6 separate regions of the Homo sapiens genome follow, and all the other regions are linked to region 3. A link is a contact called in ENCODE Hi-C or POLR2A ChIA-PET data. All regions are on one chromosome and are shown on one strand. The core of a region is the stretch at or near the end of the contact, and the rest is flanking DNA. Distances in the headings are between cores, read along the strand shown. Region 1 holds the start of DDIT4-AS1 (DDIT4 antisense RNA 1). Region 2 overlaps P4HA1 (prolyl 4-hydroxylase subunit alpha 1). Region 3 holds the start of MCU (mitochondrial calcium uniporter). Region 4 has its middle 23 kb from the start of DDIT4. Region 5 has its middle 24 kb from the start of DDIT4-AS1. Region 6 has its middle 34 kb from the start of DNAJB12.

Region 1 (4,850 bases), core at 709-3,208, 420 kb before region 3:
TCTCTACTAAAAATACAAAAATTAGGCCGGGCGCGGTGGCTCACGCCTGTAATCCTAGCACTTTGGGAGGCCGAGGCAGGCGGATCACGAGGTCAGGAGATCGAGACCATCCTGGCTAACACGGTGAAACCCTCTCTCTATTAAAAATACAAAAGATTAGCCGGACGTGGTGGTGGGCACCTGCAGTTCCAGCTTCTCGGGAGGCTGAGGTAGGAGAATGGTGTGAACCCGGGAGGCGGAGCTTGCAGTGAGCCAAGATCGCACCACTGCACTCCAGCCTGGGTGAAAGAGTGAGACCCCATCTCAAAAAAAAAAAAAAAAAGAAGAAGAAGAAGAAAAAACATCGTAACTCTTGTTTCCTTAGGGTGTTTAGGTGTCCCGCCCAAATCAGCCTGGAGGAAATGTGAATGTTCCTGATGGATTAATTCAGATCTTCTCTCTGGCCAGCAGGAAGACACACCCATGCAGGTCACCTCTGTAAGAGTGATTTCAAGAGTATGTCATCTACTCCAGCCCTCCAAGAACAACTAGCCGCCTTGATCCAGTGTCTTTTATTATTTTTAATTTTTATATCCCCATTGTTAAGCAATCTGGTGTCTTTAAGGCTCCAACAAGCGACAGAGCTTGAAGAATGGGAAGAGAAGGCCTTGAAAGTCCCAGTGGCTCACAAACTATTCCATTCTGCAGCTGTCTTTAAGATGTCTCCTGGATCCCCTGATTTCTTTTTTTAATCCATAAATTTGTCTCCATAAGTGGGTCTCCCACCTGTCAAATGAGAGTAGGGTGCAGAGCTTGGATTCTGGTTCTTTCAGGTTCTAAGTCTTGGCCCAAGTGTCAGCTTTTTCTTTTTTCTAAGTTGGGGTGGGGATGGGGGTTGCGGAGGGCAGTGGCCTGACATCTCCTGCAAGTGTCATTTGTCACGCGAAAGCAAGCCTGACCCGAGGCAAGGCCCGCCTATCTGGTTAGGTTCCTTGCCCGCCCCCGGGGCCCTGGGCATCTGATGTAAGTTTGGCTCCCTCTTCCATCAGGGTCCTCCTGTCCCAGACTGATAAACCTTTAGAGCAATAAAGGTCGAGTCCGTCTCAACCTCCACCCACCCTCAGCAACCACTGTTAGCCTCTGAGCACTGCTGCCAGGCCAGATTTCCTGTGGCCCCGCCTGAATGATGAAACACGGGATGGCCATTGCACTCCCTGGCTTTTCCAGAGATCTCGGTCCTCGGTCCTGATGCAACCGTCTGGATCTTTTACACAAAGCGCTAGGCGAGCGCTGGGTGCTAGGACCCGGGGGGCGCCCGGGCAGGGAGGTCCGGCTGCGCTGCCTGCAGTCCGCGGGGAGGGCGGATGGGTCTGTGAGTCCGACTGCTGTGAATCCTCGCTTCCATCCCTGCACTGGGCGCTATGAACCCGGGCCCATCCACACTCCTCTAACCACTCTCCTCAAGCCCTCTCCTTGGGAGCAGTTGGAAGTGGAAGCAGATAGGGTTTGGGAGGAGGCAGGGATCCCCATTAACCTATGTCCTGGGCTGTAGAGTAACAGCCAGGATGGGCAGGTGGGGCCTTGGGGAAGGGGCAGCATGGTGCCCGGAGCTTCCCAGTCTGTGGACCCCACCCCCATATCCCGAGCCTTTGCAAAGCAGGGATAGAGGGGGTAAGGGCGCGAGGGCAGGCCGGGCTAACGTCTGCTCCTGCGCCGCCGTCCCACGGGCATCCCCCCCGTGTGTGCCCAGTTGTTCCCGAAGCTTTAGGATCCAAGACGCTGGGGGCAACCATTTTCCTTGCCCGCCGCCCCCTCACGCTTCCCTGCCTCTCCTCCTAGCCTGGTCACGGGCTGTCCCCTCCTCCAGCAATGCAACCCTATAATAAACAAGTCTTTCCTTGATCCTCCCCTGCCGCGAGCGCCCTCGGGGACCTTGGCAGCTGCAGCCGCCGCGGATCCTTTCCAGAAAGGGGGCGTGGCGGTGGGTCGGGGTTCGACTGCGAGCTTTCTGGGGCTCAATGGAGGCGGGGCCCGGCCGCTGTCACCGGGCAGGAGAGAACGTTGCTTACGTGCGCCCGGAGTCCATTGGCCAAGGCGGGCCACACTCCCGGGTCTGGATTGGGTCGTGGCGCAGAGAAGGCGTGGCCTCGCCGCGCTAGTCCTTATAGGCTGCTCCGCGCTGGTGCTAGGGCGCAGCAGGCCAAGGGGGAGGTGCGAGCGTGGACCTGGGACGGGTCTGGGCGGCTCTCGGTGGTTGGCACGGGTTCGCACACCCATTCAAGCGGCAGGACGCACTTGTCTTAGCAGTTCTCGCTGACCGCGCTAGCTGGTGAGTGTCCCTTCTGTGTGTGGGTCCTAGAGCTCGCGGTCTGGTCTGGTCTGGTCCCCAGACTGACGCCTGGTCGGTCCCCCTCTTGTCTTACAGCGGCTTCTACGCTCCGGCACTCTGAGTTCATCAGCAAACGCCCTGGCGTCTGTCCTCACCATGCCTAGCCTTTGGGACCGCTTCTCGTCGTCGTCCACCTCCTCTTCGCCCTCGTCCTTGCCCCGAACTCCCACCCCAGATCGGCCGCCGCGCTCAGCCTGGGGGTCGGCGACCCGGGAGGAGGGGTTTGACCGCTCCACGAGCCTGGAGAGCTCGGACTGCGAGTCCCTGGACAGCAGCAACAGTGGCTTCGGGCCGGAGGAAGGTGAGCGGTGGGCGGGTGCCGACGCGACTCGAGGGGCCGGGAAGGTGGGGAAGCCCCGGTGCTGGAAGGGGTCAGAGCCGCCTTGGCTTCCTATCCCATCGGGACCCAGATTGCTTGGGGGCAGGGGGAATTGGAGTATAAGGTGAGTGAGGCGGAAACTGAGGCACGGAGTGGGAAGGAGCGTTGGTTTCTTAAGGAAACAGCACCTCCCCCGCCTGTGCGTTTCGTTTTGAAGCCGCTCTAATACCCCTTCCTGTGTGCTCTCCTTTCCAGACACGGCTTACCTGGATGGGGTGTCGTTGCCCGACTTCGAGCTGCTCAGTGACCCTGAGGATGAACACTTGTGTGCCAACCTGATGCAGCTGCTGCAGGAGAGCCTGGCCCAGGCGCGGCTGGGCTCTCGACGCCCTGCGCGCCTGCTGATGCCTAGCCAGTTGGTAAGCCAGGTGGGCAAAGAACTACTGCGCCTGGCCTACAGCGAGCCGTGCGGCCTGCGGGGGGCGCTGCTGGACGTCTGCGTGGAGCAGGGCAAGAGCTGCCACAGCGTGGGCCAGCTGGCACTCGACCCCAGCCTGGTGCCCACCTTCCAGCTGACCCTCGTGCTGCGCCTGGACTCACGACTCTGGCCCAAGATCCAGGGGCTGTTTAGCTCCGCCAACTCTCCCTTCCTCCCTGGCTTCAGCCAGTCCCTGACGCTGAGCACTGGCTTCCGAGTCATCAAGAAGAAGCTGTACAGCTCGGAACAGCTGCTCATTGAGGAGTGTTGAACTTCAACCTGAGGGGGCCGACAGTGCCCTCCAAGACAGAGACGACTGAACTTTTGGGGTGGAGACTAGAGGCAGGAGCTGAGGGACTGATTCCTGTGGTTGGAAAACTGAGGCAGCCACCTAAGGTGGAGGTGGGGGAATAGTGTTTCCCAGGAAGCTCATTGAGTTGTGTGCGGGTGGCTGTGCATTGGGGACACATACCCCTCAGTACTGTAGCATGAAACAAAGGCTTAGGGGCCAACAAGGCTTCCAGCTGGATGTGTGTGTAGCATGTACCTTATTATTTTTGTTACTGACAGTTAACAGTGGTGTGACATCCAGAGAGCAGCTGGGCTGCTCCCGCCCCAGCCCGGCCCAGGGTGAAGGAAGAGGCACGTGCTCCTCAGAGCAGCCGGAGGGAGGGGGGAGGTCGGAGGTCGTGGAGGTGGTTTGTGTATCTTACTGGTCTGAAGGGACCAAGTGTGTTTGTTGTTTGTTTTGTATCTTGTTTTTCTGATCGGAGCATCACTACTGACCTGTTGTAGGCAGCTATCTTACAGACGCATGAATGTAAGAGTAGGAAGGGGTGGGTGTCAGGGATCACTTGGGATCTTTGACACTTGAAAAATTACACCTGGCAGCTGCGTTTAAGCCTTCCCCCATCGTGTACTGCAGAGTTGAGCTGGCAGGGGAGGGGCTGAGAGGGTGGGGGCTGGAACCCCTCCCCGGGAGGAGTGCCATCTGGGTCTTCCATCTAGAACTGTTTACATGAAGATAAGATACTCACTGTTCATGAATACACTTGATGTTCAAGTATTAAGACCTATGCAATATTTTTTACTTTTCTAATAAACATGTTTGTTAAAACAGTTGGTTGAGTCTCTCATCAGTACCATGAAGTGAAAAGGAGGGAGATGGGTGCTAGTGAAAGGCAGGTCTCATCAGGCCCTGGGGTCCACCTGTGTGTTCCTCCATCCCTTTCCGGGACTGCCTGCCAGCCTGGTGACAGAGGTATGTGTACCGTGTGCCATCTGTGCCAAGAACCCTTGGCCCTGTGCTGGCTGAAGCTACTAGGAGAACACACTGGAAACCCCTGAAGGTAGGGGGTGAGTCAGACCTCCCACCGAGCCAGAGTCTCCAGAGGGAGAGCTCACCTGGCTGCCCCGGTTAGAAGGCCCAGACAGGAGGGCCCACTGAGCCCAAGGTCTTTAATAAACAGTGAAAGAACTAGAAAATACCTTTTTTCTTTCTGGGAGAAAAAAATCAGTTGTTCTACCATCATGAAAATTACAAATCTTATCTCTGGATTTAAAAAGACTAAGAGGGGGAGTTTGAAAAATGCTACTTAGCTCATGCCTCTCACTGGACAAGGAACCAAGAGGGGCATGAGCTGCCACTGGAAGGAAGTCTGGACCAGGCAGGTGCAGAACTCCTT
Region 2 (4,848 bases), core at 831-3,330, 350 kb after region 3:
TTGACAACTAAATTTTTTCATAATTTAGTTTCGAATGATTGAATTGTCATATTGAAAACGTTGGTAATTTCTAAAAAATGATTACTTTAAATGTATCCACTGGAATCTAAATACCATAATGATTTGATATCCACCATCATCCACTTAAAATATGTGAACAAAATATTTTTTAATACTTGGACATTTTACATCTTTTTTTTTTTTCTTGATGTTATAGTTTCATTCCATTCTTATCCTAGAACAGTTAATTCTCAACAGGGGTGGAGTCACTAGAGGTAGTGGTGGGGATTTTACCTATCAGGGGACATTTGACAATGTCTGGAGACATTTTTGATTGTCACAACTTAAGGAAGGGTGCTACTGGCATCCAGTGAACCACAGATGCTATTAAACATCCTACAAAGCTGAAGATAGCCCCCAAGAACAAGAATTATCTGACTCAAAATGTCAATAGTGCTATTGATAAGGTTAAGAAACCTTGTCCTACAGTGACACATTTTTATGCCTGAAAATCTTTTATTTATCACATTATACTTATCTATATTAAAAATATTTATACAATTAACAAAAATATGAATTTCCTAAAACAAAAAGCCTGTGTTAAAGACCTATAAAAAGGCTGTGTTAAAGATAGTATCTTCTGGATTGTTACTATAATTATTATTCACATTTGTTAATCTAAATAACATGACTAAACAATCATTATCAAGTATAAACAAGTGAAAATGTATTAAGATGTTCCTAATGAGATGGATGGGGCTTATGTTTGTTATATTTCATTAGTTATTGTGTCTGTGGATAAATATTCTACTTGTTAGAATAAAAATTCAGCACAAAGATATTTCTATTTTCATGAGAGCCGAGAAACCTTCACAAGTAGATGGAAAAGGAGTTCTATTGTAATACTGTCACCCAATTCTGTGAGCTCTAAGTTACACAGTGAGCTCTTTTTAAAAAACATTTTAGTGATCAATCAACTAATAACCTAATAAGATTATCTTTAAACACTGTTAAAAGCAAGGAACTTGCAAAGGCTTTGTTATAAAGGCACTTACTTACGCAATACCTGCAGCTACTAGGTGACCCTGAGATTTTTAAACCCCTGCTTTACTGCAGAGTCCAAAAGAGGCCTTGTTTAATGAAGGGAATTTGGGAACTTCTCTTAGTTCAATATGAGAACACATTTCACTTATCAAAGTTTGGGGAGCCTCAACAGACATTATGTAAGTTAATGTTACTTTGGAAAACCCCTATTAACTGCCCCATAACCATGTTTATTAGTCCGTCATGAAAACTCCAGCACAGATATTATCAAACATCTATGCCTAACCACCTAGGTCTTAGAAACTATATCATGAGTTTTCAGAAAATTAGATTCCCAAGAAAGAAATGGTCCAAATATGACTAAAGTTCTCTCCATTACTCCCTTACCTCTTAGATACTCTGTACTGTGCTGTGGTCAATTTTCCAGTCTCAGGGTCATGTACTGTAGCTCGGCTCAGCTACAAAAAAAGAGAAAGGACAAGGACTTACTCCAGTAGCAGGCAATTTTGGGCTTTTTGTTTGTTTTGTTTTGCCAAGCCACAGGTGATTGGAAGGGTTCAGATTGGTCTGGATGGTGGGTAATGGTCTCGAATCCACAAAAACATTTAGAAAAGTGGCAGTAAGAACAGCCACTTCCAAATCAAGAGAAAATGAGTTGACAGATTTTTGTTGTAGATTTATTGTCCTTTCACTTTTTTTAAACAAAAAATCATTTGAAGCTGTATGTAAATGATTTATAGCACTGGGTTTCACAGAAACTTTCTCAGATCTAGAAGTTATTTAAATATTTTGAAAAAAAATAGTAGACTCCTTAAATTCATTTTTCAAACCTCTCACTGAGATAAAACTGTTTTTAAATCTCTCTGGCAAAGTAAAAGGCAACTAAGTTTACAACTAATTTTTGGAAGACAGAGCTCAGAAGCGTAACTCTGTTCTTCCTACTGCCAACTTTTGAGTCAGCGAATTTTTTTAAATAAAAAACTCAAACAGGAGGAATACAGATTACTACATAATGACAATGTTATTTTACAAGATGTATGAACAAATGCCAACGTAATCACCATGAAGGAGGATATGAATCACCGCAGCATTTATGAATATGAGAAAACTGCATAGGTGAAGACTACTACTCCCAGATTCAGGAGGCTGCTGCTTTATTTCCCCCTTTGGCAACAAAAGGGAAAAAGAAAACAAGTATCAGGCCACTTCCTGGATATTTGACACCTGATCTGAAGAAAGATAAAAAGCATATTAATTCCCTAAAAATAACATACCAATTAAAGGTTAAAAACAGAACTTCTAGTGAAGGAGAAAGACCTGTGAAACACAAAGCAGTTTATCCATGCGTTATCCTGTTTATATACAGGGTGGTGACTTGAGCTGGTGACTGAAAATGACCCACTTTCCTTAAATGAATAATTCCTGTAAGATGTATAAAACACTCATTAGAGGGCAAAATATGCAGCATACACATCTCTTACCTTTTGCTAATTCTGTAATGTACCGTCTCCAAGTCTCCTGTTATTGGGTTTGAAATGGTGGCTCGCCTCAGCTGTGAAGCCAACCATCAAAATAGTTGCATTACAAAACAAAAAACTGAATCACATTTACCCAACCAGTCAGAATTCCAGGGTTTTTACAAAGGAGGCTAAAAAGAGAAAATAACTCCATACACTTCCAGTCACCTTGTGCTGAGCCTTGAAAGCCAGTTAGTTTTTTAGGTTTTTGGGGTTTTTTTTTTTTCTTCAATTTTTTGTTTTGCATAGATGGAGGACATACAAACAAAAGAGATTGGAAATTAAATTTCTTTCAATGGTGAAAGGACATGACAGTAAGAAAAAGAGACATATCTAAAATTTGAAGTCTAATTTACAGTTAAAATAGCCATCTGGGGGTGGGGAGAGAAGGGGAAAAAAAGAAGAATGCCTATTTGCAATTAATGATCCATTCCAAAACCTTTGACTTTAATTTTTTTTAGTGATGGAACTGTTTGCACAGGTTAATGTTTAAAATTCATTTTAAGGTCAATCTTTTGTCCCTTCAAGATAGCCACTCTCATTAACATATACAGTGAAATAATCTTGGACTGAGAACAAAGGCAGAGGAAAAGAGCTCATAAATGTTAAAAACAGCAAGAAAGAGGTGACCGCCTAGATAATAATTTCAATTTTTTTTAATGGAACGATGATTCTGAGGTTGTGAGAGCATGAAATTTTATTGCCATTAAATTTATTGATCAAAAACAATCCAAATTGAGGAATCTCCAGAATATAACTTGATCTCCAAGTTGAAATGAATTAATTACCTTGGATGGCACCAATAATATATATTAATGTTAGACCAGTCTTTTGCATTTATAATGTAATCTTTGGCCAAAAAAAAAAAAAACCACCAATTTGGAGAAGCAGAAAAACTCTAAAAGAAATTCTAACTTCATTTTGTAGTATAGATATCCAGATAATTCAAACCTTTGATATAATAAGGGTCAACAAACTATGGCCACAGACCAAATTCAGCCTGCTACCTGCCACTGGAAATAAAATTTTACTGTAATATAGCCACACTCTTTCATTTACATATTTTCTTTGGCTGCTTTTGCACTATAATGGCAGAACTAAATAGTCATGACAGAGATCATATGGCCTCCAAAGCCTAAAAAATATCTAATATTGACCTTTATGGAAAAAATCTGCCAACTCCTGTGTAAGACAGCAAAGCATGCCTAGAATTTATTCAACAATCTCTTTATGAAAGTGATGGCAGCTTGTATTTTACTATCAAGAAGACCAAATATGTTTTAAGAACAAGCTGATGGGGGAAAAGGCAAGAGCATAAAGGGTAGTCTTTTCCACATTCTCACTAAAGAGTTTTTATGCTCAACACTAAGCTTATAGATTGGGTTTACGTTAGATTCTTTTTCTTTTTAAGATAAATTCTGTGGGTTAAAGTCAGAAAACTATCACCATTTCAAATTAACATAATACTTGTGCCCAATTATATCTTTTTATAATAGTAACAATGTGCCTAAAAGGGAATAAAAATACTTCCACGGTATTCTTTCAGTAAAAATACAGAAGTGAAAAAGCTGGGCTTTGAGTAGCCTCTGAGATTAAAAGACTCCAAAATACAGAGAAAAGTTTATCAGGAAGACAGTGAAACACAAATTTGTTAATGGTGAATAAAAATCTCACAATAATTTTCATAATTCAGTGCTTAAAACCCAGTTAAGGGTACATTACTTGTGTTGATAACAAATGGAAAAACTGGCATAAACACAGCATCATTAGTAACTCCATTATGCTGAGGCAAAATATCTTTAAAAAATCTGTGGCATTATTCGTATATCAATTATCCTATTTTTTTACAAAGAAAAATTGATACAAAGGTACAGTAAATTGAGGAGAAAGAAAGAAAACATTATTTACCCTTGGTTTTGCTAGGTCTTTGACGATTTCAATTTCTGCATCAGAAATAATATCATGGAAGCGAATAATACGAGGCTTGTCCCATTCATCCTCCTGTTTAGCTGGAGCCAGAATAAATTTAGGATTACGGTTTCCATCATGGTAGCGGCAAAAGAGTTTTTTCTGTCTCCGAGGGGTCTAAACATAAAGTTAAGAATATGATGAATATATTACAGTAATAATACTTTTAATATCTATTCCTATGCAGATAAGAGACAATAATCATGCTTGCATATACAGAGTATCTCTGGAAAAACATACAAAAGAAGCAGTACTCTGCAAATATTTTGCCTCAAACAGGATGTTCAGAATTTTAAATACAGTATTAATGATTATTTTC
Region 3 (4,520 bases), core at 353-2,852:
GAGTGAGTGACATGATATCTACCCCGGAGAAGCCAATCATCTCACTGTTTTGGTGTAGGTGGGGCATAAGGATTAAACAAACAAAAAACTTCCACGTCATTTTTTAGCTATTCTTGGCCAAGAAGGTACCATTTCAGTCAAACTTTAAAGAATATTCTTAGAATAAGTGATAACATTTTCTTCGTATTTATGTGTGTGTTTTGTTTTTGTTTTAAATTTATCATCTAAGGCTACACTACAAAGATGTTTTCCAAAATTTAAAATAATGCTTGTATTTGCTTCCCAAACTATTTTCCTGCTCCAGATTTTAAAAAGAGGTGTGAGAATTTAATCAGCTCATAATAATAAACAGCTAGCAAGGAAATACTCTTCTAAGGAAATTCAGGACCCAAAATCTTTCTTAGGCAGTATTCAAGGAGCCCTCATTGTGAGTTTAAGTGGAAAGAAGTGTTTTTCAAGAGAAAGTGTTTGTTATTCCAAAGCGTATTCTGATAACTATTTCGGCAAAATTATGAAGCATCATTAAAATAGCCTTTTACATGAATTTTTTTTTTTTTTTTTGAGATGGAGTCTTGCTGTGTCGCCCAGGCTGGAGTGCAATGGCCCGATCTCGGTTCACTGCAAGCTCCGTCTCCCGGGTTCACACCATTCTCCTGCCTCAGCCTCCGGAATAGCTGGGACTATAAGCGCCCGCCACCACGCCTGGCTAATTTTTTGTATTTTTAGTACAGATGGGGTTTCACCGTGTTAGCCAGGATGGTCTCGATCTCCTGACCTCGTGATCCGCCCGCCTCTGCCTCCCAAAGTGCTGGGATTACAGGCGTGAGCCACCGCGCCCGGCCTTACATGATTTTTTATTACGTTATTAATGTGTTCTGTTTCTGTAAATGCACACAAAGTCAAATATGATAAAATAGTGCTGTTTCTGGAGAGTGTGAGAATATCCGTATAAAGGTGCTGTAAAAATGAATTGGGTATTTGAGATGTATACACGTCAGTTAATTCACTCTGAAGGCATGTACTCATTCTGGGACTTTGATATTGTAATCGTTCTACCTCTCCTATATTATGCTACGCATCACAGTCATTAGATCACTCCGTGATGTAGAGTTAATTTCAGCATATCTAAATATTATCAGTTATGAATGATAATTCTAGGCGTGTAGTTGAGAGTTACAGCATACACCGTTAATGGTTATTAATTTGGTGCCTATTTTGCCAACTTAGAACACTCACTTAGAACTCAACTTCGAACAAAGCTTTTCACAAATATCTATATCCCCCGTTACTCTTATCATAGCTCTATTGTTGGTGAAGATTAGCCGAACTGAACATGCCATCTCTATTGCTGTTATTTTCACGGGTTTGGGTGTCAATTATGGGTTCCCTAGAATTTGCCCGTAATTGACTATGTCCCACTATAGGTAACTCTGGAAGGGACTGGCAGCTTCCAGTGTGGTTCTCCCGCCTGTCGATTGGACCTTGCAGGAAGCCCCGCCTCATCAACTCAGTCAAGGGCTTTAGTTGGCCCGGCGTCGGTGAGTGGCGGGTCTTAGCTCCGCCCTGGCCGTCCGCTGCGCTGCCTGGGTCGGCGCCGTTTCCAGTTGAGAGATGGCGGCCGCCGCAGGTAGATCGCTCCTGCTGCTCCTCTCCTCTCGGGGCGGCGGCGGCGGGGGCGCCGGCGGCTGCGGGGCGCTGACTGCCGGCTGCTTCCCTGGGCTGGGCGTCAGCCGCCACCGGCAGCAGCAGCACCACCGGACGGTGAGCGAGCGCGCCCGGAGGCTCCGGGGAGGGCGGGGCGGCGCTGGCGTGTGGGAGCCGCCGGCGGGCAGGCCGCCGGGGCAGCAGGCGAGTTACCTCAACTCCCGGCCGCTCCGGAGGTTGCCGGGCACCGAGGAGCCGCCGTGCCCTTCAGGCGCCTGCGGCGGCGACCAGGAAGGGAGGGCGGGCGGGAGGAAGCCGAGAGGAGGAGGAGGGGCGACGGCGGGGATGTTCCCGCAGGACTGGGGACACCAGGGCGGGGAAGGCACGGGACTTGAACCTCTCCCCGACTCGCCCCCAATCGCGTTCCCTCCCTTCTTCGTTCTTAACAGCCCTGCCCCAAGGCTCCCTGAACGGAGCCAGATGGAAGTTGTCCCCTTTCCCTCCTCCTCCGGGCGGGTTGGGGAGTTCTGAGTTGCCGCGGCCGCCTTGTGTGTGCCAGGAGAGTGGCAGTGCCATGCTGCTGGGAGCTGCCCCGGAGAGCAGCCCAGGACCCCGGCGGGGCCGCCCCTCGTCCTCTCTCGTCCCCGAGGGGTCGGGCAGGAAGGAAAATCAAACTTTATTCCCCTCTGTGACTTCCTCTGTGTGTGTGCATGGGGAACCGGCTCCCTCGAGATGGATGCTGCATTGCTTCAGGAGGCAAGCTTCATCCTCTTGGGTCCTTAAAGGTGCTTTTGGGGGTCCTTTCGAGGGCTACTGTATAAGCGTGTTCACGCGTGCCTGAAGCGGGAAGGGTGGTCAGCAGGCACAGGAGAAGCGAATATGGTAAGTTGTTGACAGAGGCAGAGATTTGGTGGTTGTATTAACCAGTTGTTGCTGGGTTTCATTGGCTGGCAGAAAAAGAGGATTTCTGTTTGAACACTCTTGGGTGAGTGTGTGTGTGTGTGTGTGTGTGTGTGAGAGAGAGAGAGACAGAGTGTGAGAGAGATTTCTTTTTTCAATTGCAAGAGATGAATTTGGCATGGAGTTCTTAACCTAACAAGTCAGGAGGTTTCCTTCCCTTGGACTTTCTAGACCTATATGTGTTGGTCTCTGGCCAGCTCTGAGGGAAAGAATGTAGGTTTTATTTGCTGGGGCTGAGTTGTATAGTGTGATTATTGGAGGATCACTGCAAACAGCTTGATAGGAGAAACTACAATAGTACCTTCAACCCTCAATAAACACATCGCCTGCCTTGTTCTGATCATAACTCTTAAGAGGAAACTGAACTGGAGCTCTTCGGAGAGGATACTCCTAAGGCCAATGACAGCATCAAAATCGAGTGCCTGAAAGATCTATGAAAAGACCTAATGCTCTGCAAAAGCAAGGTTGTATTGTTATTATTAGTCATAGGTATGGACCCTATCCTCATTCTTGTGAGAAGATTGTACCTCTTTTTATTTGGCATACTGGCATATTGCTTTGCTGAAGCTTTTGGGTGACAGCCAAGAGCTTTTCCACAGTTCAATTTAATTTGCATGTTTCATAGCCTCTAGTTATGTGTTTTGTTCTCTTAAAAACATAAGGCCACCCCAAATTTTGATTGCATTCCCCTTTCCGTCGAACTACTTAAAGGCTTCCCAAGTTGTCCTTAAGTCCATATTTTGATAAGACATCTTCTGACTTTGCACAGTTTTTAAGACTGTTTGGGTGTGATATTCATTTAGCATTTTAAAAAATTTGTGCCTTGTATATTTTCCACTATGCAAATTTGTCAGGCTGTGAGTGTCTCCCTTGTGGGGATACTTCACGAAGGTGTTCTCTGTGCTATTCTAGGGTGGGTAAAAATGAAGTGCTGAATTTGTAACTGAAAGCACAATTAAAACGAAGTGTTATTTCTAAAGGGCAGGAATGTTATGGGAATGGTGACTTGTACATGAATTTAGAATTGTAAGATTTTGAAAAAAATTGAACCTGATTATTTAAAGTGTATAAACATTTTATTTTTCTACAATTCTTCTGAAGCCATCATGTATACAGCTGTTTCCATAGGATAGTCTGTGATTCTTTACAAGAAATTCCATTTAAAAGATATTGAGGCCCTAAAAAGAGAGAGACTTGGCCAAGGTTACGTTAGCTAATACGTAAGTTTTAGGACTCCCACTCATCTGAGATATTCTCACCTCTTATTGTGTTCTTTTCATTGTAAAGTGCAAATGCTCCTTTACATCTCTCTCCTCCCTTATAAAATTTACTATTGTCCATTATGAAAGTATTGCTATTTCAAAACCCCATGAATGGGAATTCTCCTGTAAGTAGGTGTTGATTTGAGTACATATATTAGGTGAATATGGGAGCAAACAACTTACCAGAAAGAATAGATGTTCTGGTAAAGGTCCCTGAGAGACACTAAGGTTGAATCTTGCTTGGGAGACATCCTGTGTATGTGCAGCAGATGGCAGTCTGCATTGGAATGGATCACAAGTCCAGTTTGTGCCACTTTTGTTCCGCTGTATGGTATGGTAAATTACAACCAGGGGGGCATAACCAGTTACAGCACTGCCTAATTTTTTAAGTGAGAAATTCATCTTTTCCAAGTTTCGAGAATGAGTCCAAAGCAATACAGTAGCTCAGCTAGTTGGTAAGTGCAATTATGAAGTTATAAACTTAGTTTGTCTCTTCCCCCTTCTCCATTAGTATGTCATTCAACTGAGTAAATAAGAGTAAAGGTACAGGGGCTTATTCAATATTTTTAGCACCATCTAGTGTAATTTTTTTCCTTCTCTCCGGCTTGTGACTGTAACCAAAACTGATGTAAAATGTTTGTTGCCTGCTTTTCT
Region 4 (4,440 bases), core at 1,881-4,380, 390 kb before region 3:
GGGACACTTGTTATGGTCATACCCACAGCTTTGACCCTTACCAGGTGGTCAGGTGGATGAATGAATGAGTAGAAAGAAGGAAGAGAAGGCAGGAGGGAGAAGAGGAAGAATGAAGGAAGGGTTGAGTTTGTTCTGGAAGCTCCCAGCTTCCATCCGCACCACACTCTCCCTCTGTCCCCAGGACACCAGGGAACTGACTCAAGGCTCTCCTCTTACCAGGTGCTGTGTGGGGTCCAGGGAGAAGAGCCCATTTGAAATGGGGCACTGGTCTAAACTCTGGACCTGCTGCTCACTATTGACTGAACTTAGCCACTTAAATATTCTCCTCTATAAAATGGGAGTGACCATAGCAACTACCTCGCTGAATTGTAGGGAGACCCAAAAAATGTATATGAATACATTTGTCAACTAAAGAGTGTTAGGGATTATCTCAGTGGAGGGATAGGCAGTGCAGGCTCTGGAACCAGACTTCTTGTGTTCACATCCCTGCTCCACTGCTTGGAGACCTTTGGCAAGGTCCTTAACTCCTCTGGACCTCAGTTTTCTCATCTGTAAAACAGGGATTATACTAGTTCCTACCTCACAGAGTTGTGAAGATTAAATGAGATAATGCATGAAAGGCTTTTCAATAAGAGCAGGGCACACATTAGGCATGATGTCCATGATCAAGTGCCTAATATGTGCCTGCTCTCAGGAAGGATGCTGTGAACTACTTCACACTAAAGTGTAAATGAATGATAAGATCTACTATGCTCCACTCATGCCTGTAATCCTAGCACTTTGGGAGGCCGAAGCAAGTGGATCACCTGAGGTCAGGAGTTCGAGACCAGCCTGGCTAACATGGCAAAACTCTGTCTCTACTAAAATACAAAAGTTAGCCAGGTGGGGTGGCACATGCCTGTAATCCTAGCTATTCAGGAGGCTGAGGCAGAACTGCTTGAACCCAGGGGGTGGAGGTTGCAGTGGGCCGTGATTGTGCCACTTCATTCTGGCCTGGGCGACAAGAGTGAAACTCTGTCTCAAAAAAAAAAAGAAATGATCTACTATACTCTCTCTCAGAGGCATATGAATCGTAACAGGAATTAAAGGAGTGAAACCCCATCTAATTATGGGATTTTAAAAAGTAAGGCATACAGGGGTAGGTAAGGTCCTTCCTAGGGTCCCTCAAAATCACGCCTGCTGCCCACTGCACAAATCCTGCCTGGTCCCAGAGAGGGACCACACACAGAGGAAGGGAGAACATAGTGCCAGTCCCTGAGGAAGCTCCCCTCTGCTGGAGAAACGAGAGGCAACTGGATCCCCCAATACTGCATCACTCCAGCTAAACATGGAGGGCCTTCGGAGGCATGGCAGGCAGTCGCCCGGGCTACAGCAACCAGAAGGGCTTCAAGGACCCTCCAGGGAGCAACAGGAGCCAGGGTGAGGGGGTGGGGAGGGGGATGGGCACTGGATGTGATGAGGACTGACTTGGGACGACTGACATGGGACCAGCGAGGAAGGGGTGGGCACTCTCCCAGGGCAAGACCCTCACTTTCCAATCCGTTTCCCCCTGACTGGCACCTGTAGTACAAGGTGCAGAGGGGGTCAGGAGGTGGGTTCTGAAGCCCTGGCATTGGGGTGTTACCAATGGGCACCCATTCAATATCTCTTCAGTTCCTCCTTTGGAGAAACCCTCTTCCCTCCTTCCTTTTCAGCCCATTGGAGCAGGTGAGGCTGCAGGTGTGGGGCCTGTGAACAGATTTGCCAATCAACACAGGGTTATTCCTGCCTTGCCCCTGGTATCTGTGTGGTCACATGACCCCAACTGTCCAGTTACAGTGAAACCCGGGACATGTGTCACAATTCCCAAGGACAGAGCCTCTTTCTACTCAACTGGAACTTGGGATGATGTGCCCCTGCAGCTGCAGCAGGTGCTCATGGAGCCCAAACACTTCCCAAGACAGCAAAGGCAAAGTACAAACAAGTACAAAGACTCTGGGAAATGAGTCTTCATGACGTCGTGGTGTCGCCAGATCGAGTCATGCCTGGGGTTCTCAGTTTCCTGAGCCAGTAGATTCCCTTTTTAGCATAAATCAGTTTGAGTCAGGTTTTCTGGCATTTGCATCATTAAGAGTCTGACATTCATATGGTGAATTTTCTTTTCTTTTTTTTCTTTTTTTTTTTTTGAGATGGAGTTTCGCTCTTGTTGCCCAGGCTGGAGTGCAATGGTGCGATCTCGGCTCACCGCAACCTCTGCCTTCTCCTGGGTTCAAGCGATTCTTCTGCCTCAGCCTCCTGAGTAGCTGGGATTATAGGCATGCGCCACCATGACCGGCTACTTTTGTATTTTTAGTAGAGACGGGGTTTTTTCCATGTTGGTCAGGCTGGTCTCAAACTCCGGACCTCAGGTGATCTGCCCGCCTCGGCCTCCTAAAGTGCTGGGATTACAGGCGTGAGCCACCGCGCCCGGCCATGGGTCTGTTCTTAAATGGGGCTTCCAGAGGGAACCTCAGCCTGTTTTGAAATAACAAGGATCCAGGCACGGTGGCTCACGCCTATAATCCCAGGACTTTGGGAGGCTGAGGCGGGCGGATCACGAGGTCAGTAGTTTGAGACCAGCCTGACCAACATGGAGAAACCCCATCTCTACTAAAAATACAAAATTAGCCGGGTGTGGTGGCGCATGCCTGTAATCCCAGCTACTCAGGAGGCTGAGGCAGGAGAATTGCTTGAACCCGGGAGGCGGAGGTTGCGGTAAGCCGAGATCGCGCCATTGCACTCCAGCCTGGGAAACAAGAGCGAAACTCCATCTCAAAAAAAGAAAAGAAAAGAAGAGAAAGGACAATAAGGAGTTAGAAACACTTTCTCCCTTCCCTCCTTCCCGAGGGGCGGGCTCCATCTTCTTTATTTTTTATTTTTAGAGAAGAGGTCTCCCTATCTTGCCCAGGCTGGTCTCAAACTCCTGGTCTCAAGCGATCCTCCGGCCTCGGCCTCCCAAAGTGCTGGGTTTAAGACGTGAGCCACCGCGCCCTGCCTCCATGTTCTTTAATCTGCTGTCCCTGGCCCAGGGACCTCCGCAGATAAAGCTCGGTTTCCCCTTTCTGACGCTGTTACCAGTTTGCGGCGGTTAACCCCCCAGAGAGAGCCTGACGCAGATTTGCTGCAGGAAACCACCGAGTCTCACGGCTTGGCACGAACTCTTCCTTCCGGGCCGGCCAGGATGCCTGAGCGTGGGGGTGGGCAGGGCACCTCCTACTTCCCCCCGCAGATAACCACCAACCCGGCCACATCATTCTCACATCTGGGAACTGAGCTCACTCGAGGCTTTTCTCACGTAGCCTCCTTTGAACCTGTTTCCTCATCTGTAAAATGGGGCTAAGGATAGCATCCACCTATTTCAGGGTCGTTTTGAGGGAATCCTGGAGAGAAAACTAGGGTTTTCAGCAAAAGGATCGGCACAAAGTAGATGTTCGCCGCTCCCCTCCCTCCTTCCCGCTCCCCCGGGCAGGAAGGCTCGCGTGCGCGAGGCCACAGCGCAAGCGGGTGCAGAGCAGGATTCGAACAGGGTTCCATGCAACTCCGTGCCCAGGGTCCTACCACCGCCTGAGCTCAGCGGTCTTCAGCCAGCGGGGCCCTTCCACCCCCTTCCTTAATAGTTTTCCTCCTCCGCCTCCTGCACGGCCTCCGCCTCCGCCTGACCGTCCTCGGAAACCTCCCAGCCGCAGCCCGGCCCTCCCCAGCGGCCTGAGTGGCCTCCTCCCGCGGCGCCCCCCAGCTCCGCACCTCCCCAGCCCCGCCCGAGGCGCGCCCAGCGAGCGTGACCCCGACCCAGGGCCACGGCTGCGCCCGTAGGATCGCGGGCGCGCGGGTCTCCATGAGGGACTGGGAGAGATGCGTCACCCGCTAATCCCTCAACTGGGTCGCACCCGGTCTGCCTTGGTTGGTCCCTTCTGATGGCGGAGGCGGGACCTCGACTTGGTGGCCAATGAGGAGCCTCGTGGGGGTGCTCTCGGCTGCCATGGCAACGGAGGGGCCGCCCGCTTCCCCGCGGGGCGAGGCCGGCTCTCCCAGGACTGGCCACATTGCAGTCACGCGCTGTGGCCCCAGTCCTGTTAGCATGAGGTGGGGGTCAGAAGTTGAGGAACAACTCGGACCTAAAGCCTTGACAATTGCCAACAGTGTAGACAAGTCCCAGCATGCCCAAAATTTATAAGAGAAGGCTGCCTGGAAGAGGGACACGATGAGGAGGGTCTGCTGAAACGGACAAAGAAACCCAGTTCAGTGCAGTGGAGTGGACATGGCACGGGCAGGGCACGGAGTGGGGTCGGTGCTTAGTAAGCGGATTAGGGTTTCCAAGCCAAGACCCACCCAGGGCAGGATGGGGAACCAAGGTGAGCAGGTGCGCTGAATTGTGGGTCTCACACTGTCCTTCAGTGTCCCGCAGGAAGAGAGAGCTAAGGA
Region 5 (4,649 bases), core at 587-3,086, 440 kb before region 3:
CCTGCCTCAGCCTCCCAAGTAGCTGGGATTACAGGTATGTGTCACCACACCTGGCTAATTTTTGTGTTGTTAGTAGAGATGGGGTTTCACCATGTTGGCCAGACTGGTCTCGAACTCCTGACCTCAAGTAATCCCCCCTCCTCAGTCTACCAAAATGCTGAGATTACAGGTGTGAGCCACCGTGCTCAGCCTCCAGCTGTTATTTTTATTGACAAAGTTATGAAAATATTTGAGTGGGAAAGTGATTTGCACAGGCTCCATCAAGTTGACAAAACCAAGATCGGAACACAGGTCTTTTGGGGCCCCCAGCCTTCAGCAGACTTCCCCAGGAGTAGCAGTATTGCCTGCTTTTGGAAACCTCTTCTCCAAGAAGGGAATCCCTGAGCTTGGGCCAGTCTAGGAAGCACCCAGTTGAATCTACAGGCCTAGGACACATGAAAACCCTTTTACCAACCAACATCTGGAAAGGGACTCTGCAATGCCAGGGTAGAAGGAGCCTTATTCATGGAGCTTCATAGAGGCACTGGGTCTTATTTTCTTTGAGACGGAGTTTCACTCTTCTTGCCCAGGCTGGAGGGCAGTGGTGTGATCTCGGCTCACTGCAACCTCCGCCTCCCGGGTTCAAGCGATTTTCCTGCCTCAGCCTCCCGAGTAGCTGGGATTACGGGCATGCACCACCATGCCCAGCTAATTTTTGCATTTTTTTAGTAGAGATGGGGTTTCTCTATGTTGGTCAGGCTGGTCTCAAACTCCCGACATCAGGTCCTCCGTCTGCCTCAGCCTCCCAAAGTGCTGGGATTACAGGCATGAGCCACCCCCTCCGGCTTGGGTCTTATTTTCAATGGCCAGGCCTCTCATTAACGTGGCAGGAATGCAGCCTGTGCGGAGCTCCCAACAGTGCAGTTTGCCAGAAGTTGGCTGGGATTGTGCTGGGTTTCTCAAGGTTCCCCTCCTTGTTCACTCTCTTCAGACCCACCTTTGCCTGCAGCTGGCAAGCAGCTGATAGATCTCTATTTTGCTGTTGTGAGAATTCACCAAAAAGGCACTTCTAAAAGCCTCATGCAACTAGCAGGAGAAACATAGGTTTAGAGCCTTGCTCCTGCAGCTTCAAAAACAAGGAGGCAAAAATTGAGATTGAATATAGCACAGAGTGTGGGTGACACCAAACCACGGACTGAGTTGATAGGCTGCAGGGAAGGAAGTGAAAAGTTCACCTTGTCCTTCCGTCTAACAGAGGACTGCTGGTTTTGCAGAGGTTTGCTTTTTTTTTTTTTTCCATTCAATAAAAATAGCTCGGTGGGACAACATATTATAGCATTCGTGGAAATAAAAACTAGGAACCACATCATAGGATGTTCTGCTCCAAACTTGGCGCTGATCCCCCAGGCAGCTCCAAGTTCCCTCTGATTCAGGCAGCAGCGACGGAGGCCCTCCCCTGTCCCAGGTGGGACCCGGCCTTCAGAGAGGAAGGGAGGTGGTGGTATGAGGCATCAGCTGTTTCCTTTGCCTGTGGGCCAAGATCCTTGCCATGGCAGAAATACAACTTTGTCCCCAGTGTCTGCCTTCTGCACTGTAAAAAGCAAGTTTCCATCACAAAGGGTTGCGATTCAGGAAACCAGGGTTAGAGGCAAACGGGTCTTATTTGAAAATGGTAAAACCTGGCCAGGCCTTGGACTTCCTGCATTGGTTGCTCTCCTGGGACCTGGGACCAGCCCAGCAGGGTGGGGTGGGGCAGCAATGCAGGTTACAGGATGTGAAAGTGGGGACTGAGGTTAGGAAAAAGAATAAAAGGCTGTGACCAGAACACACCCAGCAGAGGCCATGTGCAGTTCTCTTCTTCAGGGTTTCCTGTGGGTACACTGAGAACATTGTGTTCTGGCTGAGAACTTATCCGGCGGAGCCTGCTGCATACGTGGCCCCTGGGTCCTAGTGCTGCCTCTTACCTAGCCTCAGGCCTGGCTCCCCTGCCTGCACCTGCGTGCAGCCCACTGTATGACCCAGGGAGGCTGTCTCCATTGTGTCCTCCTGCTGGGTGAGGCCCCCGGCCACCAGACTCCGAGCACTTAAGATTCTGACCCATCCCGCATTTCCAAAGCATCTTCAGCGTGCCGGGTGCCATCACACAGTCGCGTTTCATATCCCTCATAACAAAACATCCTTCAGATGACAAAACTGAGGTTCAGGGAAACTGAGAGGAACAACCAACATCAGTATTTATTTTTATTTATTTATTTTAGAAAGGGGGGTTTCACTTCCACCCAGGTTGGAATGCAGTGGTGCGTTCATAGCTCACTGCAGCTTCCAACTCCGGGCCTCAAGTGAACCTCAGCCTCCTGAGCAGCTGGGACTACAGGCACGCACCACCACCCCTGGCTCATTTTTGTATTTTTTGTAGAGACAGGGTCTCATTATGTTGCCCAGGCTGGTCTCGAACTCCTGGGCTCAAGCAACCCTCCCGCCTCGGCTACCCAAAATGTTGGGATTAAGACATAAGCCACTATGTGCCTGGCCTATGCCAGTATTTATTTATTTATTTATTTATTTATTTATTTATTTATTTATTTATTTATTTATTTTTGAAATGGAGTTTTGCTCTTGTTGCCCAGGCTGGAGTGCAGTGGCATGATCTCGGCTCACCGCAACCTCTGCCTCCCGGGTTTAAGCAGTTCTCCTGCTTTAGCCTCCCGAGTAGCTGGGATTATAGGCACCCACCACCACACCGGGCTAATTTTTGTATTTTTAGTAGAGACAGGGTTTCACCATGTTGGCCAGGCTGATCTTGAACACCTGACCTCAGGTGATCCACCTGCCTCAGCCTCCCAAAGTGCTGAGATGACAGGCGTGAGCCACCATGCCTGGCTGCCACTATTTATTAAAGGTTCTTGGATGCAGGTCTCATGTCACTTCGGGATAACTGATTTTGAGGCATTATTTCAAACTCTTGCAATGAATGTGAGCATTTTCTCTCAAAGTTTCTCTCCAGGTGATTTTGAGAATAGATGCTTTCTCTTTTTTATTTTTTGTTTGCTTGAGACAGGGTCTCATTCTGTCGCCCAGGCTGGAGTGTGCAGTGGCGTGATCTTGGCTCATTGCAGCTTCAACCTCCCTGGATCAATTGATCCTCCTGCCTCATCCTCCTGAGTAGCTGGGACTACAGGTTTGCACCACCAAGCCCCGCTAATTTTTTTTTTTTTTTTTTTTTTGAGACGGAGTCTCTTTCTGTCGCCCAGGCTGGAGTGCAGTGGTGCAATCTCGGCTCACTGCAACCTCCACCTCCCGGGCTCAAGCAGTTCTTCTGCCTCAGCCTCCCGAGTAGGTGAGACTACAGGCATGCGTCACCACGCCTGGCTAATTTTTGTATTTTTAGTAGAGACGGGGGTTTCACCATATTGGCCAGGCTGGTCTCGAACTCCTCACCTTGTGATCTGCCCGCCTTAGCCTCCCAAAGTGTTAGGATTACAGGCATAAGCCACCATGCGCAGCCAATTCTCTTATTTTGTTGTTGTTATTGTTGTAGAGACAGATCTCACTGTGTTGCCCAGGCTGGTATTGAACTCCTGGACTCAAGCCTTCCTCCCACCTCAGCCTCCCAAAGTGCTGGGATTACAAGGTGTGAGCCACCACACCTGGTTGGTACTTTCTTAATGATTCTCTGAAATAGATAAAAGCTCAGGCAGGTGGGCCCAGAGCTGTCCAGAGGAGCCTGAGCCTGAGTCCCGCCCTGGCCTGCTCAGAGCCAGGAGAGTCTGCCCTCTGCATGAACTCCCTCAACTGCTGATCTGCTGCCATAAGCCTCTATGCAGCAGCCACATCAGCCTCTGGATTCTTCTGTGCTGTGTAAGGTCCTGGAACTCAGAGGCATATGCTGGGTCCCATAGCCAAGGATCAGTGGGCCAGCAGAGGAGAGGGGACTTAGGAGGGGGATGGAGGCTCTCCAGTTAGATCTTTGCAATTCTTTGGGTTTTTTTGTTTGTTTCTTTCTTTGTTTTGTTTTTTTTTTTTTTTTAATAATAAAGACAAGATCTCACTATGTTGCCCAGGCTGGTCTCAAACTCCTAAGCTCAAGTGATCCTCCCACCTCGGCCTCCCAAAGTGCTAGGATTACATGCGTGAGCCACTGTGCCTGGCCATCTTTGAAAAAAAATTTTTTTTTTTTTTGATGGAGTCACTCTGTCGCCCAGGCTGGAGTGCAGTGGTGCGATCTTGGCTCACCACAACCTCTGCCTTCCGGGTTCAAGCAATTCTCCTGCCTCAGCTTCCCGAGTAGCTGGGATTACAGGTGCATGCCATCACGCCCTGCTAATTTTTTTTGTATTTTTAGTGGAGATGGGGTTTTGCCATGTTGGCCAGGCTGGTCTCAAACTCCTGACCTCAGGTGATCTGCCTGCCTTGGCCTCCCAAGGTGCTGGGATTACAGGCATGAGCCACTGCTCCCAGCCCATCTTTGCAATTTTTGAACTAAGTTCTAGATTATACCCTCCCTACCAGATTGCAAATCTCTTTTTCCAAGTCATCTTTGTATCCCGTCCAGTCACACCTTTGCCTTGTGTGTGTGGAGTCCTTGATCCACAGTCATTGAATGACTTGAATTAAAGCCACTCACTAGATGGCCTTTCCCCCAGCTACAGCTCATGGTCACTCAATAACTA
Region 6 (4,848 bases), core at 894-3,393, 370 kb before region 3:
GCCATACAGGCAGGGTAGAATCAACGTGAGAAAACCCCAAATGCCAAGCCAAGAAATTCTGTAAGCAACGGGGGGCTACTCATGTCACTTAGTTTAGTAACAGCGGTTCTAAAGCTCCAGCCTGGAAAAGCCCAGAATATTAATGTTCAAGAGGAAATCTCTGCTTCAAATCAAAGGCTCTTTCTCCTGCTTGCTGGAAATTCAAAGCCTGCCCCGTGCCTCTGAGCCTTAGAGCCAGACAGGTTGCCTTATTACTGATTCCCTACAGAAACGCAGCCCAGAGAGGCCAAGAGATTTGCCCAAGTGAAACAGCAAACCAATGCCAAACGCAGAACCTCAAACCCCAAATGCCAGCCTTCAGCTCCAGCCCTAAACCTGTCCCCTTTCACCTGGAGATTCTTTCTGGCAGGCACTCAAAGCAGGTAGGTGAGAAAATGCCTTTTTTTTTTTTTTTTTTTGAGACCAGTCTAGCTATGTCACCCAGGCTGGAATGCAGTGGCAAGATCGTAGCTCACTGCAGCCTTGACCTCCTGGGCTAAAGGGGTCCTCCCGCCTCAGCCTACGGAGTAGCTGGGACTGAAGACTTGAAAATTAAATAAATTGCATTCTTGAAAATGCATGTTAACACGAATTTGTGGAGCACTTACTTACTAGTGCCAACTACGGTACCTGGCCTGGGAAATAGACCTGCCCCGGGAGGTAGACCTCCCCGAGGGCACTCCCAGTCCTGGAGCCCCCAAACTTCTTGAACTACAGAAATTCCCCTAGGACTCCCCTCCCCTGCCCCCCACTCCCCAAGTTGCTGAAAATCATGAGTAACAAAGCGGCCAGGAGTTTCCTGTCTTGCTGAGCTGGCTTACTCAATTTCCCTCGTTTGTCCGCTCAGACCAGACGGGGCAAAGGGCAGCCATCAAAGGTGTCTGGGACGAGCCCGGCGGGGTAATGGGCCGCTAGGGACTCAGTCTGGCCCGGGTCTCAGCCGGGGCAGAAGGCAGCCGGGCGAGGGCCGCGGGTGGGGGGCAGGGGGCCGGGGACAAGCAGCCCCGCCCAGGCCGGCGCGCTGTGTGCACAACGTGCAGGGCTGCGAAAGCGGATGCGGCCTGATGGGGCAATCGCTGGCAACGCGCCGCGGGTTGTCAGCGGGCGCTGGGGGGTGGGAGCCCGGCGCCGGCGGGCCCTGCCTCCAGCATTGGCCCCGCCCCCAGTTCCGCAGTCGTGGCTGGGTTTCGGGGAGGGCGCCCGGTGCGGGGGGCGCCCAGGGCCTGCGCACACGGGTAGGCCCGCGTGCCCAAGCCCCCTTGCAGCCCAGGCGCCCTGGCTCATTATCCATCCCGGCCACTGGCGTTCGGTTCCGCTCCTGTCGCACCACCCCCTCACTGCTCTGACAGATACCAGGAGCTGGTGCCAACCCGCAGACACACCTGGGCAGCCCCACGTGGGTATCGCACGCGCAGGGGCACATCTGCCCTGCCGGGTTTGGAGAGCAGTTGCAAGTCAGCCCCTGGAATGTGGTCCCGTGCCGGCTGGAGCAAGAACTGTGTAACCTCTCTGAGCCTCAGATAACTCATCTGTTAAATGGGGAGGATGATAGCATCACTGGGTTGTTGTCAGGATGAAATAAGATAGAGGCTATAGGGGCGGGTGTGGTGGCTCACTCCTGTAATACCAGCACTTTGGGAGGCCAAGGTGGGAGGATCCCTTGAGCCCAGGAAGTCAAGGCTGCAGTGAGCCAAGATCACGCCACTGCACTCCAGCCTGTGCGACAGTGTGAGACCTGGTCTCAAAAAAAAAAAAAAAAGGCTACAAAGTGTTATATCAGAGTCACTAGCACTCACCCAGTAAGTGATAGCCATGAAGATTCTTAAAGAGAAGGGAACTGGGAGCTACAAAGCCAGCTGGGCTCACAGGCTGCAACTGGGGCATGTCTGGGTTTCCGGCTTCTTTTTTCCTTCCCTGTATCATATTTATTTTTTCCTCAATATCACCCCTCATCTTTCACCCAGGGCCTGCAATATTCCTTCGTTCATTTGACACACATCGGTTGATATTTGTGCCTGCTGTGAGGCATTAAAAACTGCTTATCTGGCTGTGTGGCACCCGGGAACTTTCCCCAGGCCACACCAGCTACACCTGTGGCCTCCTCAGCCTGGGTTGCTGCCCTGAGTCACTGGAGTAGGTCACTTCCTCTCTCAGTCCCTCCATCTGTGCAATAGGGATAAGAGGCCTGGCTTCTCTCTAGTCTCCTGGGACTGTCAGGGGATGAGTCAGATAACGGTGGGGAAGGCGCAGAGAGGCAGAAAGCAGCTCTTACTAGAGCGGGGCCCATCTGGCTGATGCAAGGCTTGCACTTTGCATGTAACCCCAGCCGGTACAAACAGGGATGGCTCCGGGAAGCGTGAGGAGCAGGGGGAGCAGAGAAGTCCCCAACCCTACCCGACAGCCGGGGTGTGGGATCCAGACTGGCAGCTTAGGAGTCTGAGCAGCTGGGGCTCTGTCCAGGCTCTGCTTCCCCAGCTCTGCGAGCATGACAGCAGGTTCCTGACCCCTCTGATCCGGCTGCCTTTTCTGTCACTCAGGGGTTGCAGTACCTCCCTCACCTAGCTGAAGTTGGAAGTGAAGGTGGTAACTCCCAGAGGGAGTGGAGCCCTTCCGTGTTTCTGGGAGGGGTCTGAGGGCTGGCCGGGGGGGTCCGGGTGGGGGAGGTGGGACCAGACAGGAGGAAGGCAGCCCTGGCCAAAGGCTCAGCATATTCCATAGTCACCTCAGGCAGGGGGTTCTAGGGGCTCCTCCCAAAAGAGTCAGAGACCCCTGCACCCTCAGCCGACCCCAGGCATGACAGACCCCGCCTCATCCCACAGTGCACAAGGAGATCACACTCAGATCTGGGCCCCAGTCTGGCGTCTGCCCCAGGCCAGCTGCATGACCTTGGGCAGGTGATTGAATGTTTTTGGGTCTCCATTTTTCCACTTGTGAAATGGGGATAGCGATGCCTACTTTGTAAAGCTGTTGTGAGGCTGGGGGAAAATGAGAACGATATCAAGTGTTCACAGTAGAGGCCAGCACTGTTGTGAGCGGCAGCTCCTCTCCCTCCCCTCCCCTCCCCCTTTCCCTATCACAGGTGGGGCCAGGTGGAATGTCACAGTAAGTCCTTGGGATAGAAAGGTCTACTGACATATTCAAAGTGCCCCCGCCCCCAAGGTTTCTAGCCTGATACCATAAGCTTTGATGGCAAGAGCTCTGTTTGCTTGGGGACTTTATATGCATGATTGTATTTGACATATGACGAGGGCCATACGTGGCATCCATTATATAGATGGAAGCGGAGGCAGGAGAAGTCAAATAGCTTGTCTGGTCACATGGCTAGAAAGGGTGAGTGCCAGGATTTGAAACCAGGTCTTCCGGACTCCAGCTCATCCACCACACACCCCCTGCCTGCCTCTTGCTTTTGCCCTGGGTGTTCTCCTCTTTCCTGAGTGGCCTCTTATGATGTGGAGTCCCCGAGGCCAGGGACGGTCATGAGCATGGCTTCCTTGTCTTCCAGGGTGTGGCTCAAGCACACAGTGGGTCCTCAGTCCACCCTGCTGACCAGGGAGATGAGTCCTGGCATGAGGGAGATGACTCATGAAGCCGGGCTGGGCGAGGGTACGTGCCTGTGTCTCTGTGTGCGTGCATCTGTGTGCGTGCACAGGGAGGGGAATGAACGAGTACTGTCTGCTGGAGGCCTTCTCTCTCCAAGCTCCTACCCCATCCGGCGCTGCTCCTGAGACTCAGCCTTCAAGGGGGCTCTGAGCCTGAGAAGCAAGGGTGGGGGAGGTCTTGGCCATCTCCCTCCCTGGCCTAACGCAGGGCCTGGTGGGGGCTGTGGCTGATGGCGGTTCCATGGGAAGCCAGGTCCTCCCTGGTCCAAGGGGAAGCTCTTCGGGCATCTTCCACCAGTCTAGGCCCTGCTATTTTTAGATGCTGTCCCCTCCCCAACCCTCCCCTCCCCATCACATACCAGCTGAGGGAGGAAGTGACTCACCTCAAGCCCAGACAGGTAGAGGCAGCCTCAGTGGGCCCCGGGCAGGCCTGGTTCCTACGCTGGGGTTGCCTTCCTGGGATCACCTCAGGCCTGCCCCAACCTGGGGACAACACAGGGCTGGGATGGAGCCCAGGGCCTTTCTTGGGCTCCTCCATTCTCCATCTCACAGGACCTAACAGGCCTGGGTCTCTGATGGACTGTGGAGCCTCTGCTCAACTCAGCAGACCTCATCAGGCCTCGGACTGCACTGTGGGCCTGTGGCCGGCCTCAGCCCAGTCTGAGGGAGCCAGACAGGCGAAGGGGACTGCCTGTGGCCCCACCCTGTCTTTGTGAGTGACCAGTGTTATGGAAAGAAAAAATACCTGGTTCAGTGGGGACAGGAAAGGTGTGATGACCCTTGGGATGTGTGTCCCAGTGGAGTGGCCAGCTGTCCCAGAATGCCCAGATCTGAGGGGTTTCTGGGGACTCGGGACTCTCAGTGCTCACCAGGAGAGTCCTAGGCAAGTCAGGACGGTTGGCCACCCTGGTGCTGCATTGCAAGGTATATCCTAGCGAGAGGGCAGGTGTGGGGAGCTTGTTTTGGTTTCCTGACGGAGTCTCACCTAGTCAGGGCCGCAGGACCCAGCCCCTGGCCAGCTTGCTCTCTCAGGTCAGGGCATCACCTTGTCCATCTCAACTGGAAAGAGGCTGGGCTGGGCTGTGTGAGAACCCAGAGCCCCGGGGCAGGCTGGAAGACCTGTGAGCCACTTTGGCCAGGGAGGATAGGGGCCTGTCAACATGGGGTTGGGTGGACAGGTTAGCAGAGGCTGGGGCTGGGAGAGGAAGGG

The links. A loop is a pair of places that touch in the nucleus more often than their neighbours do. ChIA-PET counts read pairs that join two places held with the same protein, here RNA polymerase II (POLR2A). Pooled maps may share reads with other maps.
Region 1: a map of B cell shows a loop between it and region 3 (12-fold over the local background). The contact joins the promoter of DDIT4-AS1 here to the promoter of MCU in region 3. A Hi-C loop is called at or near these places in 2 of 168 maps with a recorded cell type or tissue (B cell and naive thymus-derived CD4-positive, alpha-beta T cell), 1 of 37 single-sample maps with no recorded cell type and 8 of 50 pooled maps. POLR2A ChIA-PET finds 5 or more read pairs at or near these places in 6 of 52 experiments (A549, BJ, GM10248 and 3 more).
Region 2: a pooled map shows a loop between it and region 3 (2.3-fold over the local background). The contact joins the enhancer-like site here to the promoter of MCU in region 3. A Hi-C loop is called at or near these places in 1 of 37 single-sample maps with no recorded cell type and 3 of 50 pooled maps. POLR2A ChIA-PET finds 5 or more read pairs at or near these places in 2 of 52 experiments (RWPE1 and activated CD8-positive, alpha-beta memory T cell).
Region 4: a pooled map shows a loop between it and region 3 (7-fold over the local background). The contact joins the enhancer-like site here to the promoter of MCU in region 3. A Hi-C loop is called at or near these places in 7 of 50 pooled maps. POLR2A ChIA-PET finds 5 or more read pairs at or near these places in 2 of 52 experiments (PC-9 and activated CD4-positive, alpha-beta T cell).
Region 5: a loop to region 3 is called in a map of breast epithelium, with 15 times the contacts of the local background. The contact joins the enhancer-like site here to the promoter of MCU in region 3. A Hi-C loop is called at or near these places in 1 of 168 maps with a recorded cell type or tissue (breast epithelium) and 5 of 50 pooled maps. POLR2A ChIA-PET finds 5 or more read pairs at or near these places in 2 of 52 experiments (A549 and H1).
Region 6: a loop to region 3 is called in a pooled map, with 4 times the contacts of the local background. The contact joins the enhancer-like site here to the promoter of MCU in region 3. A Hi-C loop is called at or near these places in 3 of 50 pooled maps. POLR2A ChIA-PET finds 5 or more read pairs at or near these places in 7 of 52 experiments (AG04450, HEK293, MCF 10A and 4 more).

The regions. Positions count from the first base shown.
Region 1 is chr10:72,271,753-72,276,602 of GRCh38, forward strand. It overlaps DDIT4-AS1 (DDIT4 antisense RNA 1), which reads right to left and starts at 1,959. Exons shown (of 2, transcript NR_186445.1): 1 at 1,098-1,959; 2 at 1-765. DDIT4 (DNA damage inducible transcript 4) reads left to right here and starts at 2,172. Exons shown (of 3, transcript NM_019058.4): 1 at 2,172-2,308; 2 at 2,405-2,669; 3 at 2,943-4,284. The coding sequence starts at 2,465. The coding sequence ends at 3,436. RefSeq lists enhancers at 669-1,192, 1,193-1,716, 2,427-2,546, 3,815-4,338.
Region 2 is chr10:73,042,456-73,047,303 of GRCh38, forward strand. It overlaps P4HA1 (prolyl 4-hydroxylase subunit alpha 1), which reads right to left. Exons shown (of 15, transcript NM_001017962.3): 8 at 4,470-4,646; 9 at 2,526-2,596. Among named protein-coding and RNA genes, the nearest start is that of P4HA1, 52 kb to the right of the region's middle. Within about 2 kb of position 2,081, at least 4 of the 41 ENCODE cell types and tissues checked have a DNase peak (open chromatin) inside an H3K27ac peak, as active enhancers do.
Region 3 is chr10:72,690,541-72,695,060 of GRCh38, forward strand. It overlaps MCU (mitochondrial calcium uniporter), which reads left to right and starts at 1,603. Exons shown (of 8, transcript NM_138357.3): 1 at 1,603-1,761. The coding sequence starts at 1,612. RefSeq lists enhancers at 1,221-1,280, 2,951-3,040 and silencers at 1,481-1,940, 2,031-2,080, 2,101-2,190.
Region 4 is chr10:72,294,206-72,298,645 of GRCh38, forward strand. No RefSeq gene overlaps it. Among named protein-coding and RNA genes, the nearest start is that of DDIT4, 23 kb to the left of the region's middle. RefSeq lists enhancers at 1,666-1,960, 2,965-3,264, 3,916-4,440, 4,185-4,274 and a silencer at 3,625-3,894. Within about 2 kb of position 3,131, at least 39 of the 41 ENCODE cell types and tissues checked have a DNase peak (open chromatin) inside an H3K27ac peak, as active enhancers do; they include PC-9, where a contact is called at or near this core.
Region 5 is chr10:72,247,120-72,251,768 of GRCh38, forward strand. No RefSeq gene overlaps it. Among named protein-coding and RNA genes, the nearest start is that of DDIT4-AS1, 24 kb to the right of the region's middle. RefSeq lists enhancers at 781-1,348, 1,349-1,917, 1,918-2,484, 1,953-2,052. Within about 2 kb of position 1,837, at least 35 of the 41 ENCODE cell types and tissues checked have a DNase peak (open chromatin) inside an H3K27ac peak, as active enhancers do; they include breast epithelium, where a contact is called at or near this core.
Region 6 is chr10:72,318,653-72,323,500 of GRCh38, forward strand. No RefSeq gene overlaps it. Among named protein-coding and RNA genes, the nearest start is that of DNAJB12, 34 kb to the right of the region's middle. RefSeq lists enhancers at 433-482, 2,119-2,413, 2,163-2,582, 3,016-4,215, 4,178-4,227 and silencers at 833-1,392, 3,879-4,173. Within about 2 kb of position 2,144, at least 41 of the 41 ENCODE cell types and tissues checked have a DNase peak (open chromatin) inside an H3K27ac peak, as active enhancers do; they include endothelial cell of umbilical vein, where a contact is called at or near this core.